Linked DNA regions of Homo sapiens: region 1 is linked to region 2. A link is a loop called in an ENCODE intact Hi-C map of the cell type or tissue named here. Cell type or tissue: PC-3. All regions are shown on one strand.

Region 1 (8,000 bases), 200 kb before region 2:
ATTATAGACATGAGCCAATGTACCTGGCCCAAATAGTTTAATTTCAAACATAGGAAATAGGTAAGTAGTTGAATTGAATTGATTATTTACCTGCCAATATATAACCAGAATGGTTTTTGCAATGTAGTTTCTAATTATGATCAGATTAATTACATTAGTGAAAAAGTAATTGAGCATCTTTTTTTCTAAAATTGCTTAATATTTATTTGAAGATAATATTTCAGCACTCCCAGCTTGTCATCAAATGCCTTTCTTAACCTCCTATTCTCAGTCTTCAGTCCATTCATTTTTTCCAGGTTCATATTTGATAAATCCTTCTGCCTTTCAGGTTCAAAACACACACACACACACACACACACACACACACACACACACACACAGAGAAAAGTGGAATTGTTAGATTTAGATTATTCATTTTTCTGCTTGATTTTCTTCTTTATGGTTTATCTCCTCATAGTAGAAGCACAACATTTATTTATTTATTTATTTATTTATTTGAGATGGAATCTCACTCTGTCACCCAGGCTGGAGTGCAATGGTGCAATCTCAGCTCACTGCAACCTCTGCCTCCCAGGTTCAAGTGATTCTCCTGCCTCAGCTTCCAGAGTAGCTGGGATTACAGGTGCCTGCCACCACGCCCACCTAATTTTTTTTTTTTTTTTTTTTGCATTCTTAGCAGAGATAGGGTTTTGCCATATTGGCCGGGCTGGTCTCAAATTCCTGACCTCAAGTGATCTGCTCGCCTTCTCCTCCCAAAGTGTTGGGATTACAGGCATGAGCCACCACGTCCAGCCTAGAAGCACAACTTTTAAAGAACTCTCATGTAAACCAGGTTCATTAAATGAGTAAGTGTTGAGTTTCAGCAGAGTCTGGATGGGAAAATATGAGAAAATCAAGAATCCAATAATCTGTACACAGAATTCCAGGCCCTCCTTGACTCATTATATCACTTCTAAAATTTAGTTATAAGTAAATAAGAGTTAACTGTACCACTGTTTATAATAATGCAAAGGTGGTTACAATCTTAATATTCAACAAGAAAGGGCTTATTAAATAAATTATGTTAAAGCAATAGAATAAAATACAGCTTTAAAATCACATTTTCTTTTTGTTTTTTTCTCTCTCTCTCTTTTTGGAGACAGAGTCTCACTCTGTCACCCAGGCTGGAGTGCAGTGGAGTGCAGAGCAAACATGGCTCACTGCAACCTCCACCTCCTAGGCTCATGTGATCTCATCTCAGCCTCCGAAGTAGCTAGGACTGCAGGAGTGCGCCACCACACCAAGCTAATTTTTATATTTTTTGTAGAGACAAGGGTCTCCCAATGCTGCCTAGGCTGGTCTTGAACTCCTGAGCCTAAGCAATCCTCCTGCCTGCAGTCCCAAAGTGCTGGGACTCCAGGCATGAGCCACCATGACCAGCCTAAAATTACATTCTCAAAATTATTTAATAACATGAGTATTGCTCACAATATGCTTAGTAAGAAAAAAATCGGCTGGCCATGGTGGCTCATGCCTGTAATCCCTGCACTTTGGGTGGCTGAGGCGGTTGAAGCACCTGAGGTCAGGAGTTCAAGACCAATCTGGCCAACATGGCAAAACCTCGTCTCTACTAAAAATACAAAAAATTAGCCAGGTGCAGTGGTGCGCACCTGTAATCCCAGCTACTTGGGAGGCTGAGACAGGAGAATCACTTGAACCCGGGAGGTGGAGGTTGCAGTGAGCCAAGATCATGCCACTGCACTCCAGCCTGGGTGACAGAGTGAGACTCCGTCTCAAAAAAAAAAAAAAAAAGAGAAAGAAACAAAGAGTCCGGGCACAGTCATTCGTGCCTGTAATCCCAGAACTTTGGGAGGCCAAGGCAGGCGGATCACAAGGTTAGGAGATCGAGACTATCCTGGCTAACACGGTGAAAACCCGTCTCTACTAAAAATACAAAAAATTAGCCGGGCATGGTGGTGGGCGCCTGTAGTCCCAGCTACTCAGGAGGCTGAGGCAGGAGAACGGCGTGAACCTGGGAGGTGGAGCTTGCAGTGAGCCGAGATCGTGCCACTGCACTCCAGCCTGGGCTCTGTCTCAAACAAACAAACAAACAAACAAATTACACTTCACACCTGAATTTACCATGATAGCCCAATTTTGTTGTTTTTTAAAAAGAGGTATAGCTATATATACATATAGAAATAGAAATAGATGGTGGGGGGCACTCATATGAGGAGATACCAAAAGTGTTAATAATGGGGAATCGCTGCTTTAATCTATATGTCACAATAAGTTACTGCCCATTTATGAATTAGCTCAAGAATCAATTAAGGGGCTCAATGAGGGGCTCATGCCTGTAATGTCAGCACTTTGAGACCCGAGGCAGGAGGACTGCTTGAGCTCAGGAGTTCAAGACCAGCCTGGGCAGCATAGGGAGACCCCTGTCTCTACAAAAAAAATTTTTTAATTAGCCTGGTGTGGTAACCTGTGCCCATAGTCCTGGTTACTTGGGAGGTGGAGGTGGGAGGATCACGTGAACCCAGGAGTTCGAGGTGGCAGTGAGCCGTGATTGTGCCATTGCATTCCAGCATGAGCAATGGAGTGAGACCATCTTAAAATAAATAAATAAATAAATAAATAAATAAAGTCTTTGTTGTGCATGTATCAGAACGCATATATCTTTTCTAGATTGTAAGCTTCTAGAGGCGAGAGAAAAAGTCTGTACAGTCACTTTGTACATCAAGACATGCCAAAAGACAACTGGGATTCTCACTATTATTCCCATTTCCCATTATTATTATTTGACACTTTTTATTATTATTTGATTATTTGATAATAATGGGAGATGATGGAATAAAGCAAAAGATCATTTTGAGACTGTAGGTGGGATTTAAATGCTAGAGAAGTGCTTCATAGGTAACATAAATAATACAATTAAAATTAAAATGCTTTACTATTTTTACTTTTTTTTCAGCTTGAGAATGCATTAGTGTTTTTTAAAAACACTCTCCTCAAACCCATTTTTCCTATTACTAAAAATCTAATTAAAAGCAGGAAAGAACAATCAAAACCAAAAGGTGATTAAAAGTAAAAAGTAATATCCTGTGACAATTTTCATGTGCCAAATATAGAACTCACATAGAACACCAAATTAAAGCAGAAACCAAATGAAATTCAGGATTCCAAATTTTTGTGCTTTAAATATATGGTTGATCTCTGGCTTGGTAAAACCAAACAATTTGCCATGAAAACAGCCAATACAAAAACCCCAAGTCTTCTTGACTAGAAGACTTCTTGAACAGAAATCAGTATATTTGTCTTAGCCTGCTCAGGCTGCTATAACAAAATACCTGGAACTGGGTAGCTTATAAAAAACAGAAATTTATTTCTCGCAGTTCTGGAAGCTAGAAAGCCTGAGAACAGGGTGTGCACCAGCAGATTCGGTGTCTGGTGAGGATCAGTTTCCTGATTTCTTAGAAGGCAGCTTCTTGCTGTGTCCTCACATGGTGGAAGGGGCAAGGAAGCTCTCTGGAGTCTCTTTTTTTGGCCACTAATTCCATTCATGTGGGTGGAGCCCTCATGACCTAATTGCCTCCCTAAAGGCCACACCTCTAAAAAACATCACTTTGGAGGTTAGGATGTCAACACATGAATTTTGGGAGGGACACAAACACACCATGACAGTGTTTTAAAGTTTCCAGTTATTATTATTATTATTTATTTATTTATTTTTGAGATGGGATCTCACTCTGTCACCCAGGTTGGAGTGCTATGGCATGATCTCAGCTCACTGCGACCTCCACCTCCCAGGTTCAAGTGATTCTCCTGTCTCAGCTTCCTGAGTAGCTGGGATTACAGGCTTGCACCACCACACCCAGCTAATTTCTGTATTTTTAGTAGAGATGGGGTTTCACTGTGTTGGCCAAGCTGGTCTCAAACTCCTGACCTCAAGTGATTCACCCGCCTCAGCCTCCCAAAGTGCTGGGATTACAGGCATGAGCCACCATGCCTGGCCTCCAGTTGGTTTTTACATGACAAATTAGTTTGTCCACTGGATCATATTGATCTAGGAAACTAGGTAATGTTCAAGTTGTGTAGGACCACCTCTATCTCCAATGTCAAGTGAGAAATTTGTCTTTTTACTTCCTGCTTTTCCTTACAATCCACCCACACAATCCCATGTCTTTCCTTACAATCCACCCATGCAGTCATCAAGCTTTCTTCACCTTCTAACCCTCAGCCATTCTCCATTAAATACCCAGGCTTTGGAAGGTTCTCTCAAATTTATTCAGCCTAAGATAAAAAGTGCTGACCAACTTAGTGAAGTGCTTATATGAAAAATATTGGCATTTGAGTAGAGGAAGTCTTGAAGCCCTCAGTGTTTCTCCACTGGGGCACTATTTGCCCTTAGGACAGAGCCATTTCCATGCCAGTAGGAACTCCGCACTCTCATCTTTTCGAAATTCAGAAACTTGGTGTAGAACTAGTGCTATCAAGTTCTAGTCTGGATTCCTGCCAATTGCTTGGGGATTTATTTATTTATTTAAGGGATATTTATTGGAGATGTACTACAAAGCCAGGCACTGTTCTGGATCTCAGAGCAAGCTTTGGTGCTCATGACTGCACAGGAATCATGACGTAAAATACATAATACACTGAAAACTTTCTTTAACAAACATTATTTGTATGCTGTTCTTTCCGATTTTCCCCCTTTACTTTCCATTTAATTTTTGAAGCAAAATCAAAAAAATAAAATCAAAGTTTAGATTTAACTTTCAAATATCTGTCTCCCCAGTCCTCTGCTTTTTTTCACATTTAAAAATATGATTTTTAGAGGTAGCTTGCCTTTTTTTCTATGTTATTTATATATAAACTTGAGACTCTTGATTACATCCCCTCTTTGGTAATTGGAAAAGAAAATGAAAGTGCCACCTGTTTGCTACCGTAATAGCATTGGTTTACATATCTCAGTTTCAGTACTTTATTTGACAGGATATTACTTTGTTCCATTAAATTGAAAGCTTCTGTTTTCATTTTGTTTCCAGTATATTAGTCATCATCACTCTGTTACCTAAGAGTTTCTTTCTAGGTAATTAAAGATCTCTTTGTATCATGCTTTAACACTGAGTTCGAAATGAATTAACCAATGGGACTTTGGTCTCCTGAGTTTGGTAACATCTGCTTTAAGGAAAGAAATTTTTCAATAAATTTTAAAAGTGTAAAAGAAAAATTTGATTATACATTTCTAATACAGCTGGGTTTATAAAGCATGCCATCTTATTAAATAATGAGAGTAATTTATAAGAAAGTATTACTAACCTCAAACGTTGGGTTAGAAACCAAAGAAGCTAACCTTCCCTCCCAAGAAAAACCCTCCTAAGAAAAACACATTAAAAGAAAATCTGGGCCAGGTGTGATGGCTCACACTTGTAATCCCAGCACTTTGGGAGGCCGAGGCGGCAGATCACCTGAGGTCAGGAGTTTGAGACCAGCCTGACCAACATGGAGAAACCCCATCTCTACTAATAATGCAAAAATTAGCCAGGCGTGGTGGCAGGCACCTGTAATCCCAGCTACTTGGGAGGCTGAGGCACGAGAATCACTTGAACCTGGGAGGCGGAGATTGTGGTTGTGGTGAGCCGAGACCGCACCATTGTACTCCAGCCTGCGCAACAAGAGCGAAACTCTGTCTCAAAAAAAAAGAAAATCTGTTTAGGCCAGGCGCAGTGGCTCGCGCCTGTAATCCTAGCACTTTGGGAGGCCAAGGTGGGCAGATCACCTGAGGTCAGGAGTTCGAAACCATCCTGGCCAACATGGCAAAATCCTGTCTCTGCTAAAAATACAAAAATTACCCAGGCATGGTGGCAGGTGCCTGTAATCCCAGATATTCGGGAGGCTGAGGCAGGAGAATCGGTCTAACCTAGGAGGTGGAGGCTGCAGTGAGCCGAGACGGCACCATTACACTCCAGCCTGGGCAAGAGCGAGACTCCATCTCAAAAAAAAAAAAAATCTGTTTAGTGCCAGGAATGGTGATGCATGTCTGTAATCCCAGCGACTCTGGAGGCTGAGGTGGGAGAATCCTTTGAGCCCAGGAGTTTGAGGCTGCAGTGAGCTATGATTGTATTACTATACTCCAACCTGGGCAACAGAGCAAGACTCTATCTCTAAAGAAAAAAAGAAAGAAAAGAAGGAAAAAATTGTTTAAGTATGTTTTAAAGTATTTATTACTGTTTATTACCATTAAAAAATGGACATCAGGACTTTACCCCTACTTTTCCTATATTTTAAATTGTGAACATGTATTCAAACTGTAAATGAAAATAACATGCTTTTATTAGGCATTTAAAATAAAATGCTTTTCATAATATGCTGGGTTTTTTCATGATATGCTGGTTGTCCCATTACTATTCTAGTAACAAGACATTACATAGATAGATATTTCAACTAATAGAAATCAAAACAGCAGTTACAAAAATAGAAGTAACCATGAAATTAATTATAGCTTGCTGTATGCTGTATAATAATAACAGAGTAAACTTATCACCCAGAATTAAAACTATAGGTCAAAAGAGCAATCTTTTGGGAGTTGGTAATCTTTAGCCATCAGTGAAAGTGTTAGAATGACACAGACCAAGGTTTGAGGATAAGTTTTAATGCTTATTGGAAGTGTGATCTTGTTTTAATAACCCTCTGAGCTGCAAGTTCTTCACCTGTAAAATCGGGACAATAGTGTCTGACTCACAGTTGTTGGGAGAATTAACATGTGTGAAGCACATAGTACACAGTACCCTATAAATGTCAGCATCATCCTCATCATCACCACCGTCCCCATCATTAGAGAAACTAAAAGCCAACTATTGGTTTAAAGGCCTAGTTAGTGGCAAAATCTTCTTGATTACATGGAAAAAAAATTAGTGCCACCAGCCAGGGTTTTTTTTCTGCTGTAAATGGTGAAGCAAAAGTTTTAGCATTATCCAACGCTCATGGATGTTCATCACTGTAAACTGTGAGCCCTCATTACAAAATACTGAAGAGCTTTCAGAATTTAAAAAAAAAAAAAAGATGAGTCAAATTATGTTCTGCTTGATGCTTGATAGTCATGGCATCACTATTTTAATTGGATCTAAAAATGTGAATGTTGGTGATTTATGCATAGTGGAAGTCCCTGAGTATTGGTCTATGACACATCCTGTCACCAGATATGATTGCTTTGTCCTACACGCTGTTGGCACAGATGAAGTTAAAGTGACCAAGATTATCACACAGGATTCAAATCCAAGTTGGCCCACCTCTAAAAGCTTTCATTATGCCACGCTGTCTCTTTGAATTTTTTCCAGGCCACTCATCTACTAGAAATCTCTCATCATTATAGAAACACAATTACAAAATGATCCAATACAATGCAGTGGTATTTTAAAGTATGGTTAGAAAAAAATGTTAAAGGAAAATAATAACCTTTAGATTTTGTTTACACAATACTTGATGACAAGTTAATCTTTGAATATCACGGATAATATCTCATTGACATATTTATGTATATGACTAAATTGAATATTCGGTTACATGGTTGTTTCTGTCACATGAAATGTACATGTATATGCATGTGTATCTGTCTGTAGGTAAATAAGGCCATGCTGCAAATTTTCTGTTTGACCCTCCAGATCACCACCCATTTCCACTCTCGTCCCTGCACTGGTAGGCTGACCTATAAGGACTACATCAATGGACTCTGTTGTTTGCTTGCTTCTAGGCAGGTTCAACTAATAGAGTACATCAGCAGGAGATGGGAGAGAAGGACAGCAAGAGTTTGAAGTATTTATTCCCCATGTCCCTCCCTAAGGTGGTCACTGTGAGAGGGCAAGGGCTCCATCCTTGACCAGACTTCAGATTGGTAAGGCCCTTGCTCTTACCAGCCCCAAGAAATTGCATCACTGTGGTTTCCCCACATCCCCCTTGCATCCTTGTAAATAGTCTCTTTATTAAGCTCTCTTGAAAATCCCTAATGTGAGTGTCCCATCTTA
Region 2 (8,000 bases):
AAGGATTTCCATTTTTTTTCATGACAGGAATTATAACAATGGGGCAGCAGTGAGGATGGTGATATTTTATCCATCACTATATAGTTTTAGAGGGGAGGCATGCCATCCACACCAGTTTAGTACATGTTGCTGGAATCCTCCTACCTCAGATCTTTTTTTTGGCTGGTCGGTGGGTGAGGGGGGGTGGGGGAGGAGACGGGGTCTCACTCTTTCACCCAGGCTGGAGTGCAGTGGCTCCATCATAGCTTACTGCAGCTTCGACCTCCAGAGCTCAAATCATTCTCCCACCTCAGCCTCCTGAGTAGCTGGGACCCTGGGCACACAGCCATCACGCCCCTGCTAATTCTACTTCAGATTTTGACTACTGCTATAAACACAGTACCAAGCACATAAAAGATACCTGATAAGTATTTTTCAACTGATAAATCTCTCAGGTGTGACTCTCCCCACTCTAACCCAAAAGCATCTCTGCCCCATCAGGTGACACGAGTTATCTCGACCACCTGAAGTGCCACCACTGGAGATTTCTAGTGCATCAAACATATTTTTAACACATGAAAATACCAGAAGGGGTAACAATCACATATGGCCTTATCATAACTCTAAAAGCATTTGCTTATCAGAAATTTTTCTCTTGGAAACAGGTTTAATGTCAGTCACTAAAGGCTTAAGAGTTGTACTAAGGTAAACAAGAGGAAGAGGAAAATTAATCATTTTGGACCTTGGGACATTGCTAAGGGATCCTTGTAGGTATACATGAAGACAGTATGAAGACTTAGGGGTAGAGGGAAAGAAGAAAGGGTTCAAAGTGTGGCAAGATGGTCTGGAGGGGTTCCGGGAAAATGTCTGATCTTCTGTGTATCTGTGCCTGTGCTCACCTGATTAGGGCCCAAATTCAATCCGTGGCCTTGAAGATACCGTACATAACTTCTGGAATGGCTGCACTTTCAGGCTGGCCACTTGCTGAGTAAAATTCAGTCGGAAGTTGAGAAGAGGTGCTCAAGGTCAGAAAGGGTATCAGAATCAAGTTACATGATGAGATATGGAACTCCAAAATAAAATGAGAGAGGGTTGGTAGCTTTTTTGCAGAGAATGGCACAGATGTTCAAATATCTTGTAGGTAGTAAAACATTTTGGGAAAAACATCAAAATTAGACATGTGTCTAACTCTGACACGATGCAAGAGACATGAAGCCCAAGAGACCTATAATAAGCTTTTATTTTCCTTTAGGTAACGACAATGAACACACAGAGCTGCAGGCATGTCTAAACATCTTACTCTTCCCCTTTAAGTTTCTTTAAAGAAAGATCATCTCCCATCTCTCTTTACTTCAGAAGAAAGGGCCACACTAAAGTAATAGACACACATGACTCTAACCCCAGTTTTATGGGGAAGAGTCAACTAACGTTAGTGAGCACTTTCTATGTGCCAGGCACCAGGCAAGGTGCTGGGAATATAAGGAAAATAAAGTCCCTGCTTTCTGCTTCAAGGCACCTGAAGCCCTAGTAGAGGAACACATCTGGAACAGAACAGGGATATGGGGCCTGGAATGATTTTGAAGAAGAGGCAACATATGAAATGGGTCTTCAAAAATGTAAAAAAGTTTGTTCAATAGTGTCCTAGGCAAAGAAAGCATAATCTGATAGGCAGAGAGGTGTGAGGAAAGGTGGACTATTTAAAGAATGGCAAACAGTGTTACTGGGGCATAAGAGGAGATACAGGGGTATGTGTGTATATTTGAAGGACATAAAAGGGGCAATTCCAGCTATGGAGTTTACAGTTTAGTCTCTTAGAAAATAGGAAGCTATTCAAGCAAAAGAGTAAATGATTGTCTCATGCTTTAGAAAGTCCTCTTGCAGCACTGCACAAGGCGGTGGAAGTGGGTAAAGTGGACACAGGGATGCCATTTGGGAAGATCAAAAGGAACTTTAAAAAGACTAGTCACATTGAGAAGGCGAGAGAATCACAATGATTTCAGATTGGAGTTGGGGATACCCAGAGATCAGTATTTTTTTTAACCACAATCCATGATAAGAAATACATTTTAACATCATGACCTGGCATACATGCTTATATGACATAACCTGGCATGACATGCCATATGCATACAAGTGTGACATGTGTGCACATGTGTATAAATACACACACACATAATACAAAGGTTTCACTAATCAATAAGAAGCCTAATGTGTGATGATTTTAGTTCTATATCATTAAAAAAACTGGTAATCAAAACCCATTTATAGGTCAAAATATGTAGTTTTAAAAGTGCTCCATAGGCCAGTGGACATAGGTAGTGTTGTATTGAGGGCTGTGGCTATAGAAGACAGTGCTAGAGGCCTGAGGCACTGCCATGTTTATTATCCAAACATGGGGAAAAGAAAACAACGAGAGATGTTCCAAAATAGTGGATTTGTCCTACATAGATGTTTTCTTTGTATCCTATTGATTTTAAGGTTGTTGCTGACCTGAGGTATTTAATGTTATCTGTGTTACTTAAGTAATGATTTACCATTTGAAGGGACTTGCTGTTCTTTTATAGTCCTACAGGTTGATTGCACTGCATGGACTAATTAGGTATTCATGAGCATATATATATATATATATATATATATCACAGCCAGGCTTTTAGCAAAGCTCTTTATCTGTGCTACTGATTCCTGCATGATATTTCTGGAGTCAATCTGTTGCTACGCTTAAAATTAAATGGAAGAGGCTGCTGTATCCAATGGTTACTTCATCTTATAAATTATTCTGTAAAATGCTTGAAGCCCTGGAGCATAGTTGTTTTTTAAAAAACATCAAAACGTAGTGTTAATTTTGGTCTTGATGACCCTGCCCTGCAGAGTTAGAGCTGTCCAGTCTGCTCCTGGGCAAAGCAAAAGTGAATGCTTTTAGCACTCAATGAATGTGTGTACAGGTTCTGTTCAATCATTCCCAACAGTAGTCCCCTGGGATTGACAAGGCCATTGACTAGTTAGGAGAACTTTAAGTACATACGCATATAGCTTTCTTTTCTCTTTCTTTTCTTTTTTTTTTTTTTTGAGACAGTCTCGCTCTATTGCTCAGGCTGGAGTGCAGTGGCATGATCTCAGCGCACTGCAACCTCTCTGCCTCCCGAGTTCAAGCAATTCTCCTGCCTCAGCCTCCCAAGTAGCTGGGACTACAGGCACCCGCTGCCACACCTGGCAACTTTTTTTTTTTTTTGTATTTTAGTAGAGACGGGGTTTCACTGTGTTCCCCAGGCTGGTCGCAAACTCCTGAGCTCAGGCAATCAGCCCACCTCGGCCTCCCAAAGTGCTGGGATCACAGGCATGAGCCACCGTGCCTGGCCCATATATAGCTTTCTTATCTCTGACAGTAATTTTCATTTTTACGAAAATAATGGTTGTCATTCTGCTCTCCCATATTAAAAACATGATATATTGCTGTATCATTTACAAAGCACTTTTACATATATTATTATTATTATTTACTGAGATGAGGTCTTGCTCTGTTACCCAGGCTGGAGTGCAGTGGCAATGATCACAGCTCACTGAAGCATTGAACATTTGGCTTAAGCAAGCCTTCTGCCTCAGTCTCCTGAGTAGCTGGGACTACAGGCATGTGCCACCATGCCTAGCTATTTTTTTTTTTTTGCTAGAGATGGGATTTTGCTATATTGCCCAGGGTGATCTCAAAGGATCCTCCCAAAGCTCTGGCATTACAGGGGTGAGCTATCACATTTGGCCCACATTTATTGGGCACTTAACAATGTGCCTGGCAAAGTGCTAACCACTTGATATGCATTATCTCACAGAATCTTCAGACCAAACCTATGATGTAAGTACTGTTCACAGTATAGATAAGAAAATTAAAGAAACTTGCCCAAGGCCACAAAGCCACTAAGGGGTGAACCATGATTCAAACTTAGGTTTGTCTGTCTTCAGAAGTTAACTTCCTAACCACTGAATCATATTTCATCTGTTCCACTAAATACATTTTTCTGGGGCTTAGCAATGCCAGTTTATTTACCTAAGATTATCAACAAACGAGTGGTAATACCAGGACTCAAACTCAAGCCATCAACACTAAGTCAGTGAGATCTTCATCACCTTACACTGCCCCACAATAACCCCAACAGTAACCCTGTATACAGTCAGCTGTATTCACAGGCCAGACACAAGAGGAAAAAGGAGAGGGAAAAGGCTACTCAGGAGTCACAGGCATAGAATGCTGCTGGCGCATACGCCTGCTCTCTTTCCATTTAAAGTCAAAAGGAAAACAGAGGAAAGAATGCACAAGATGTGGCAAGAAAAAAACTGAAACCGTATTACTTTACACTAATTTAAGGCAGCTGTATAACCTATATATTAGGAGGCAGAGAGAGTTCAAATGACAGAAAAGAGGTAGTATATGGACTAAACAAGAATACGTGTTTAAATATTTAAAGAACTTCTGAATCTTGATATGTGAAAGTCAGTAATAAAAATGAAAATTGATGAAGTAGTTACTATATCTTTCTTTCATAAGAGACTAGGATAAGAAAAGTACAAAAAAATTCTTAACATTGGAAGCATTACAAAGCAATCTCTCAATGAGAGAAAAACTCCAAACTAGCAGTTATAAAAGTGTACATTTAGAGCCAGGTACAGTGGCCTGTGCCTATAATCCTGTCTACTTGGGAGAATGAGGCAGGATCACATGAGCCCAGTTCAAGTCCAGCCTGGGCAATACAGGAAGATCCCACCTCAAAAAAAACAAAAACAAAAACAAAAACAAAACAAAACAAAAAAAACCACCACATTTAATTTACATAAGACAGATTATTAAATCCAAATTGTGCACAGGTCTAGAAAAGAGATCAATAACTGGAATCAATTGCTTTTAAACAGTTAAAAATCCTTCTCTAAAAAGAATTATGAGTACCAAAGCCTGCTGAAATCTAGCATGAGCACTGAAATTAATGTTCAAAAAATAGGTTTGTTTTTTCTTTTTTTTTTTTTAACGCTATTTTATTTTTGAGATGAAGTCTTGCTATGTTGCCCAAGCTGGTCTTGAACTCCTGAGCTCACGTGATCTACCCACCTTGGCCTCTCAAAGTGCTGGGATTACAGGCGTGAGCCACTGTGCCCAACTTAAAAAACAGGTTTTGAAAGCAAGTTTGATAAAGCAATTTATTACAATTTTCTCTTCTTCAACAAGCTATTATTTCAGCTCTAACTCTGGTCATATACTTGTTTTTGGATCTCTGCTTCTTTTTCTGGCAACATATTCAAGAATTTAAATATTCACTAGGCTTTATGGAGCAGTAAATTCGGAATAATGTTTAAACAAATACTCCTAAAATATTTTTCAACAAATGTTTGTAAATGGATGTTGAAAGTAAGCCTGTTTTTTAAAAAAAAAAAAAAAAACACTACCATAGACCAGAGCGCCAGTTTAAACAGAACACTACTTCAAAAGCAAAATTCATTATGATGAATGTGTCAAGTGAAATTAGAAATCCACTAATGCTAATTGGATATATTCTGAATGTATTAAACTTCTGAAGATATTTTTATGAACCCTTTGGAATTTCCTATTAACACCCACGCATGGCTGCACTTTGGATGTACCCACAATTTGACACAATATAGGTTATTATGCTTAATAACTTTCGATCTCTCAGGGTGATTGCATAAAGAAATGAGAAAAGCTACAGTGTGAAAACACTCCTTCTAAAAGGAAGGGAAAATGAAATACGAAAAAGCTTGAAGAGTAATGACAGAGTAAACATGGTTGTGTTTTTTCAAATAAAAGAATTATAGAGCCAGAGGGTCACCATGAAAATCTAACACACAAAAATGAGAACTTGCCAGCCTATGGAAACATAAAATATTTCATGAATGGTTTTACAGATAAGTTCAAGGAGGGTTATCAATCAATAGATTGCATTTCCAGAGTGGTCAGTGAGTAAATCCAGGGCATTCAAACAAAGTCCCCAGCTGGTAAAACTGATGTCACTGAGGACAATCCCATTAGTTCCCCTGTAGTCTCTTGGTACCTCTGTCAGAAGCAGCTCACTGGGCTTCATGGAAGGAAGGTCCAATAACCAACACCAATATTGTTAGAAATCAAAATGATAGCAGAGCAGAAAAAAAAAAACAACTCACAGTTTGGCATGTGTGAATATAAACAATAGGAGCGGACAGAAAAGGTGCCTTAATGTTATAGGCAGTTACTAAACACACATAAATACAGCCTGTGAAATTGCCAAAGCATCAGACATCGTTTTGGACAACTTAGCATTATACAATGAGGGCATTTTTCTTACAGGGGTCATTGATGCATGGACTCATGAAATGATAAATGACTATATGGTGTTCATAACTATAAAGAGAAATTATGATATTAAATAATTATGATATTATAGGGACAAAAGCAACTTCATAGTTTCATCCCAGGAGTATCCTGGTGAGGGGTGGCATGTGACCACAAAGCAGGGGTGGGGTTAGGAACGTTTGGCCACACACGTGTACACTGGGCTGGCTTTCCCCAGCTTCTGATGGCCCTATCCTCATCTCTTAGCCCTCCCCATTGAGGGAGGTTATGTTGACATCTGCTTCACTACTGAGTTTTTTTCCCACTTCACATAAATATACTTAGCCTGTTTAGCCTGTGCCTGATGTTTGGTCTTCACAGAGGAGATGCTCAAGGCCAAAGATAACATGCAATGCCTTTTGTTCCACCTCAAAAAAAAAAATACTTGTTGGCCAAGGAGGTAGGTAACAGGCCAAATTCTGATTTTCTTAATGCGATGAGGACTTTCCCTATTGCACAAGATACAAAATGTTTCTAATACAAAATGTCTATTTTTGCACATCTGCCCAATAACAGCTCAGTTAAAAACAGGCCCATCAGATTGACAGTTTCCTTAACTGCTTAGTTCCTGTTGCCCTGCAGATAGCAGAAAAGCACTTAATAGCAGCCACGAGGCAATTTTTTCAGTGAGACTTATTAATCTTTATACAGTCATCCTCATGCAGCCATCAAAGTGAACTTAATGACAAATCAGTTAAAATAAATTACTTTTAGGAACTTGTTTAAGCATCAGATAAAAAACAAACCACATGTGACACCTCTTCGGTCCTCACCGTGACGGCATATAATTGTCACCATCTGTGCTGTTTATTCCATTTGCCCAGCCTATCTGCTAACCCACCACCCCCAGAGCAGCTCCTTGCCCTTCTGTGTTCTGTTCTGGGCCCCAGGAGGCTGACCTCTATGCACCACAAGGCTGTGTGTCTGCATCAGCTGTGCCCCTGCTCTCTGGCTTTCAGCCGGGCTCAGCCAATGAGAGGCACCAGAAAGAGACCAGAGAATGGGAGGAGGGATGGCAGGAAGTCACCCCCTCCTCACTGCTCCTGCAGCCAGGCCGCCCCTCGTCCTGGCTTAGGTTCTCCAGGGCTCTGATGTCACGCACCCTCCCCTTACTCTGTCAGGCCCAGGTGTGCTTTCTAGCTTCCAGCTGCTGCTAGGCCCCAGGTGCCTCACTAGCCCTAGCTGGTTCCCATAACCCTGCCCACATCTCCATAAACAACCCCTTAACTAGTCTCTCTTCAGTCTAAACACCTGTTGTCAGCCAAGACCTTGACTGACACACTGTCAGCAGCCAGAGGCTCCACACTGGGATCACTTACATGGACTGTGTGGACAAGGTCGGCCACCAGGCACTGCTTCAGCTTCTCATCACTGCCGGTCCCATGAAGCACAAGATCAGGCATGTATGTGGGGCAGTAGCCCGCCAGAAGTGAGCGGCCAAAGTTCCTTACATTCTGGGTGCTGATGCTCTGAGACCTAAAACAACATGTGGCCCATTAAAATGCACAGCTAAAAATGTACTTTTTTCTTTCATTATAATTGGTACAAGCACTCCAATGATACAGGTAAATAAAATAGATTCAGGGTGGTCCATGTCACCAACCCTCAAGTAAGTGGATCACAGGTGGGAGAAAAGGGAGTTTTTTAAAGTGGAAGG

Evidence for each region. Peaks named below come from ENCODE experiments on the same cell type or tissue, not always from the same donor. Only the 100,000 strongest peaks of a DNase experiment are listed, where the experiment ranks them.
Region 1: a loop joins it to region 2, with 2.8 times the contacts of the local background. A loop is called at or near these places in 2 of 110 quality-filtered maps.

What each region holds. Positions count from the first base shown.
Region 1 is chr4:159,074,830-159,082,829 of GRCh38, reverse strand. It overlaps a transcript of SPMIP2 not described here. Among named protein-coding and RNA genes, the nearest start is that of RAPGEF2, 24 kb to the left of the region's middle. RefSeq lists an enhancer at 4,930-5,079. In PC-3, no CTCF peak of the experiment used is centred here; a DNase peak (open chromatin) is centred at 4,489; H3K4me3 peaks cover 683 bases; H3K27ac peaks cover 1,133 bases.
Region 2 is chr4:158,870,132-158,878,131 of GRCh38, reverse strand. FNIP2 (folliculin interacting protein 2) reads right to left here. Exons shown (of 17, transcript NM_020840.3): 14 at 7,663-7,819. Among named protein-coding and RNA genes, the nearest start is that of FNIP2, 110 kb to the right of the region's middle. In PC-3, no CTCF peak of the experiment used is centred here; a DNase peak (open chromatin) is centred at 4,011; H3K27ac peaks cover 855 bases.